2 separate regions of the Homo sapiens genome follow, and region 1 is linked to region 2. Evidence: chromatin contacts called from ENCODE Hi-C or POLR2A ChIA-PET data. All regions are on one chromosome and are shown on one strand. The core of a region is the stretch at or near the end of the contact, and the rest is flanking DNA. Distances in the headings are between cores, read along the strand shown.

Region 1 (3,275 bases), core at 150-2,649, 400 kb after region 2:
AGACAATCCTATTTCCAAATAAAGCCACAGCCCCTGGGAATCAGGACTTCAACATTTTGGGGGTGTACACAATTCAACCCATAGCAAGCAGATAGCACAGTGCCTGGCACTCTGTTGGCACTCAACTATTAGCTCTTCTCATTTGTTCATGCAATGGGATCATTATCTCACAGAGAAAATTAATTGGGTCTGGCATGACAGGTTCTCGCAAGTCACTATGACATAAACTTACTCTGAGGAGACATTAACCAAATTTGCTACCCATCTCATGCCTTTGACTCTGAATAACAACCAACAGGGAGGAGGAGCCACAATGAAATCAAAGTCTTCGCAATCATTGCATTCTTACCCATTATTTTATAGCCAAGAAAGAAGAGCTCAAAAGGTAATTACTTATCCAAGGTTAAAGCAAAAGCAGAACTAGAACCTCGGCTTTCTCACTCCTGGATCCTTTCTTCCTTTATATAAATCTATCTATATATATTTAAAATTATCATGATGGACACATTTTAAAATGGGCTGATTATAGAAATAGGTAGTTCATAGATTAGTCTGAATGATTAACACCAAATAGAAAAAAAAATAACTAGAAAAATAAATCTCCAAATCAAGAACCAAAAGAAAAATAAATAAATAAATTGAGATATTTTTGGCCAAAATAAACTACTGCATTTCATCAAATCTAAGATTCCATCTATTATAAGACACACCATTATTTTAGCTACCAAAAAAGAAAAAACAGTACTACTGATCAATGCATGGCCTATATCTATGATAAGAAAGAATTTGCCTCCCAAATTTTGAGGTGTTAAAGTATGAAAATGTATGAGTCTCAAAAGCTACAAAACACGGTAAAATTACTCCTTAGAAATTGGGCCAAATCTTTCATTTATATAAAGCGTCTTTCCCAGACTGGCTAATGATAATGCTGCTGATAGAAGAACAGGTAAAACAGATTTTGAAACACACAGCTATATTAATCAAGACCCCCCCTTAAGCAATTGAAGACAGTCAGATATTCTCCTAATGTTTCTACCAAACCAAACATGTGTTTTGTACCTCCAGGGACAAGAAGAAACCAGCAGGAGAGAACATTTGGATCAAAGAGATGAGAGTGGAGAAGAGAGGAACACAGAGTGATTCTCTGCCAAAGCAAACATATATAGGCAGAGGGAAGTGAGGGAATGACATTTCCTTAGTAGATTCTCTAAAGTAAAAATACAAAGAATTCATCTGGAGCTGAAACAACAGCTGTAGGGTCTTGATGAGCCCCATGTGAGGGCGAGGAACCTGTGAAGTTTGCTTTCACTGTCTCTATCCTGGCAGAAGACCAGAGCTGCCTCTGGCTGGTATTTACAAAGAACTGGTGAGGAGCCAGCTGGCTGCTGGAGGCATGTTTCCGTATCATTCCTCACATGCAAAATGCTCTGCAGCTGGAAAAGAGTCACAATGGCTGCAGCCAATCAAGCCTAGGCAATATGTCCAGCCTTTCCTCCCTTTGTCCCCTCAACCCCTTCCTCAAGAGAACACAATTGGCAAAAATCCAGCAGTGTCCAATGAGGAAGGGACTGAGGAGGCCATGGGAGGATGGTTAAGCTAGCAGAGACAACTTGCTGTGATTGTCATTCACTAAATATTTACTCAACATCTACTATGTTCTGGGTCCTTGGGATACTGATAAACAAGACAGCATGTATATTCTGGTATTTTTGATTTGGAAAAATTTTGTGCCCTTGGCTCTTCACATCAACTTCCAGTGGTGAGGGAAGGAAATTGCCACTGCTTGTCCCTTTGTTCAGTCTCTTCAACGGGTTCACATTCTCCCACCTGCTCTCAGGAACAGCCATGGGAATACTGGCTCGGCAAGGCAACTCAGGAAATCTAACAGCCCTGCTAAGCGAAGAATTTAGTATTTCATCATAAACTTGAAAAATCTAGGAGTGCCTCATAGGAGAAAAAGGAAGGAGGAAAGAGGGACGTGATTGAGATTAACAAGAAACAGTATGGCCTCAGCCTCCAACCATGTGCTGAATAAGTTAGTGCAATTATCTTGGGAGGGTAAACACTGATGGCCATTCAAGCTGACAGTGGGAGCCGGACAGTTGACATTTACAACAATGCTCAATGCAAATCAAGGCACTTGCCCCAGAAATGGAATTTCATAGATTTATTCTTTGAAAGGCCATTTCTTTCACTAGTCTGGGTCAGCAGTTAAGCTGAAAGAGAAATATTTCTATCATTTGGCAAATTTTTTTCCAAAGCATCTAGTTGATTAGGCAAGAGAGGCCTTTAAAAAGTCTGATTTCTTGTGTGGTTGTCAGGCAAACAGAATGAGAAAATATCAAACAGCAATCCCATTTCCAGAAATGATTAAAACAAATATTTCCTCTGAAGTCCCTGGTGCTCTGCGTGGTGATGGGGGACCTCACAGCCCAGGTGTTCTGGAGCCGTTCCAGCCCTGCAAATATCATTTTAACATGCTCCCATAACTCTCAAGTCTTCACCTTGAATAAGCTAAACTTTCCATGCCCCTGCTGCCTGCTGTTCCACAGAAATTGATTAAAACCCAGAGCTGTCATTCACAAGTTGGGTGACCTTGAAAAGTCAGAAAGCCTCAAGCAAAGCCTCAGCACTTTGTAACTGCTGTTCCCTTCACCTATATAGTGGTGACCCCCACAACCATCTGCTACTCTCAGATGCATGAACCTATTTATTTGCCTCACAGCACTCAAAATAATACTTGAAATTATCTCACTATGGGTTTGCTTATTTATCACAGTCAGCTTCCTGAGCACAGAGACAATACCTGCTTTATGTATCTCTGAATCCTTGGCGCTTAAAATGATTCCTAGCACCTAGTAGATGCTCAATAAATATCTGTTAAATAAATAAAAATCATTCCAATTATTTGAGCCAAAGTTTTATGATAATAATAATAAAAGTTAACACCTATCTGGTAGGGTTGTTTTAAAGATCAGGTGAGATCATGTTAACAAAAGCAGAGCCCAACACATTAACAGGTACTCAAGATATATTAATTTAAATACACACACACACACACACACACACACACACACACACACAGAGTCATGTGCTGCATAACAATGTTTTGGTCAGTGACAGACTACATATATGGCAGTGGTCCCGTAAGATTTAATGGGCCATGCACAGTGGGTCATTCTTGTAATCCCAACACTTTGGGAGGCTGAGGCAAGAGGATTCCTTGAGGCCAGGAATTCCAGACCAGCCTGGGCAACATAGCAAGACCCTGTTTC
Region 2 (3,185 bases), core at 643-3,142:
CAAGTAGCTGGTACTACAGGCATGTGCCATCATGTCCGGCTAATTTTTTTTTTTTTTTTGTAGCGAAAGGGTTTTGCCATGTTGACCAGACTGGTCTCCTGGGCTCAAGCAATCCCCCCTCCTCAGCTTGCCAAAGTGCTGGGATTACAGGTGTGAGTCACTGCAACTAGTTACTTACAATGTTTACCTGACGAAGTCCCTATCCAATTTAAACACTTCAAAGGCTATGGATAATTTTTTTTAAAATCCCCACTACAACCTCAGGAAAAAAACTGACAAAAGAAATACTCAGGAGTTTCACAATTAAGGAAGCCTCAAAACATGTGAAAAGATATGCAACCTCATAGGTGATCAGAAAATGCAAACTAAAACTGCAACCAAATACCATTTCATAACTACCAAAATGACAGAAATTCAAAATTCAGATAACATGTATTCATACTAATGTAAGGCAATGACAACTTTCGTCCACTCCTAGTGGGAACAAAACTGACACTAGCACTTTGGAAAAAAGTTAGCATTACTTACACACACCCTACACTTCAGTGATTCCAATCCTATGTTCACAACCTAGAGAAACCCTTGAACATGTTAACCAGAAGACATGTACAAAGATGTTTTAGCAGTATTGTTTATAATTGCAAGCAATTGGGAACAATCCAAATGTCCACCGATAGTAAAATGAAAAAATAAATTGGGGTATATTCATACAAGGAAACACCACATAACAGTGAAAAGACTAAAACTACACCCGCAAGTATCACCCTGTTTGAAAAACAAAAAGCTAAATCTAAGAAGACACAGAAAAATGCATACGGTCCACTTTCATGTATATAAAATTAAAAAACAGGCTAAATTAAGCCACTTCATGACTACAAGAAGAGGAACAGAATGCAACACAATTCAGGGTGGTTACGTCTGATACAGGAAAAGAGAATATGATCTGAGAGGTGCACGTAAGGGTTTGAGGGGTATGGTAATGCTCTATTTTACTTAGTCTGAATGCTAGTTTCCCGCATGGTTTTATTAAACTCTATATAAGTTGTATCCCCTGCTATGTACGTTACATAATCATTTAATGAGCAACAACAAAGAAACTTTGAATACTTTCCCAATGCATCTAAATTGAGAGTTCAATGTTTTTAACACTTCCTATAAGCCTGGTTGAACAGATCCCCAGGCTATTTATGACTTCTCTATCATTCACACTGAAGAAAACGGGTAAAACCAGACTACAACGCAGGAGTTAACAATTAAAAGGTAACACAACCTAAACAGTAAGGGCTGTGTCGTCTAATATTTTAGCATCTGACAAACAGGAATTGATAATCTTTCAAAATGTCTTTACTGACAAACTAGAGCTAAGGACATGTCGGATAGCTCCTTTCCCCATACCTCACCCCATTATCAGGGTCCACTCTTGTATATCATGACTACCTATTCCCACCTCACCCTATTCCTCATTCCGTCAGTGACTTTCAGCCACCCGCAGGCTTACAAGGTTCTGCGTCGCCCTAGGCATTTTCTTAATACTCATCCTTTTACAAAAGACGTAATCCGCAACAGCTTCGCTTTGGGGACCCTTTAGCAAAAGCAATGAATTAGGAACACCTGGGTGGCACCATATCGGCCAGCCGTTCCTGTGGGCCCAGCCAAAATCTTATCAGCGATTATTCAGGTACTCAACTACACAGTACAGGCTCCAGGTGGTTTTATAAGTCCACGAGGAACGAAAGAAAAAAACATCGCAACTCAACGTACACAAACCCCAGGCTTCGGTTCCCACATAACATCACCTTGGTTCTCCGGCTTCGGCTTCTGGTTACGAAATTCACTTTTTCCAGCGCCTTTTTCTGGCCGCTCCAGCGAGGGAGACGCCATTTGCAAGCTGCTTCCGGTGGCTCCGGAAATGAAACTGTTCTTAAACCCTACCGGCTAAAACGCCTACACTCAAAATGAGTTCCGCGGAACTCAGACGAGGAGATCTGCGCAGTCTCCGTGCGTACGTGCGTTAAGCCCGCGCTTTTACACAAACCACAGCTTCTCCTACGTGGCCAATGAAGAGCCGGAGACTTTCTCCCAGTATGCCCTGAAACCATGGAGTTTGCGTACTGGGACTTGTAGTTTAGCAGGCGGTATAGGCAAATTGGATACTGTTTTATCCGTAGTTTCCTCGTGGCCTCACGGCCTAACCTGGACCATCGGACAGCGGAGTGCTACCAACCTGTCATTGATGTCATTCATTCTTTCGATAAATATTTATATGTTGGCCAAATATGCGCTAGATGTTGGGAGGAAGTACAAATATGAGAATACAATGTATATTGGGCCTCCACTGCAACAAGTGACAGGAATAGCTACTATTTATTGTGAGACTACTTTGTTTCAGTACTTTATTTACATTATTTCTAATTTTAAAAACAGTGACAAAATTAAACTTTTCAAAGTTGTTTCTGATGGTAATCTTCCCGAGTGTTGGTATTTCTCTAAGTCAGAGGGATGGTAATTCAACATCCTGACGTTTCTGAAGTATTTCAACTAGCCTAAGATTTCTCAAAATCTCTAAACTCCTTTTCTACCCCCAACATTACATAGGGCTAAGATGTGTAGAGAGGTTCATCACTAACTACAAATAACTACACTTTTGGAAGTATAAGAGTTCTTCGACATGCCAAATATAAGATTTTTTTAAATTTTGATTTTATTGCTTGCATTTCTAAAATTTTCTGCAGCAAATAGGGAAAGTCTTTGATAGGTTAAATTCCTTGCATTAGTGAAATACACGTTTGTCTGATAAATCCACTCTCGTGTATCTTATACAATAATTTAGGTTTTCATATATGAGATCCAGGTATGAAACAGATTGTTACATATGGACAGAAGAACCCACGACAGAGGGGTTTTTTGTTTTTATCCTGTGAGTTTTATAAATGACAGGGATTTTATCTCTGTTCTTTTAATTTCCTCAAAAAATGATAAATTCCTAAAATAGAACAGATAGCAGCAGGTGAAAGTTATAAAGTGAGGAGTACACCTCATGAAGCAGGTTTTTATCATTCTTATTTTAAGTAACTCAATCACTAATAAGTGGAAGGCCCGTCTTCAAGTTCAGGCAGTTTGACCTAGCAGCTTCAGGGGGCTACTATTCATTAGGAGCTTCAAATGTGTTAGAGGGCTGATAGGGA

What was found. Hi-C counts contacts between places; a loop is a spot of excess contacts on that map. ChIA-PET counts read pairs that join two places held with the same protein, here RNA polymerase II (POLR2A). Pooled maps may share reads with other maps.
Region 1: a loop to region 2 is called in a pooled map, with 2.8 times the contacts of the local background. The contact joins the enhancer-like site here to the promoter of KRR1 in region 2. A Hi-C loop is called at or near these places in 8 of 50 pooled maps. POLR2A ChIA-PET finds 5 or more read pairs at or near these places in 3 of 52 experiments (A549, OCI-LY7 and SK-N-SH).

The regions. Positions count from the first base shown.
Region 1 is chr12:75,907,912-75,911,186 of GRCh38, forward strand. No RefSeq gene overlaps it. Among named protein-coding and RNA genes, the nearest start is that of PHLDA1-AS1, 120 kb to the right of the region's middle. Within about 2 kb of position 1,400, at least 17 of the 41 ENCODE cell types and tissues checked have a DNase peak (open chromatin) inside an H3K27ac peak, as active enhancers do.
Region 2 is chr12:75,509,717-75,512,901 of GRCh38, forward strand. It overlaps KRR1 (KRR1 small subunit processome component), which reads right to left and starts at 1,893. Exons shown (of 10, transcript NM_007043.7): 1 at 1,797-1,893. The coding sequence starts at 1,881. RefSeq lists enhancers at 1,106-1,650, 1,651-2,194, 1,701-1,860.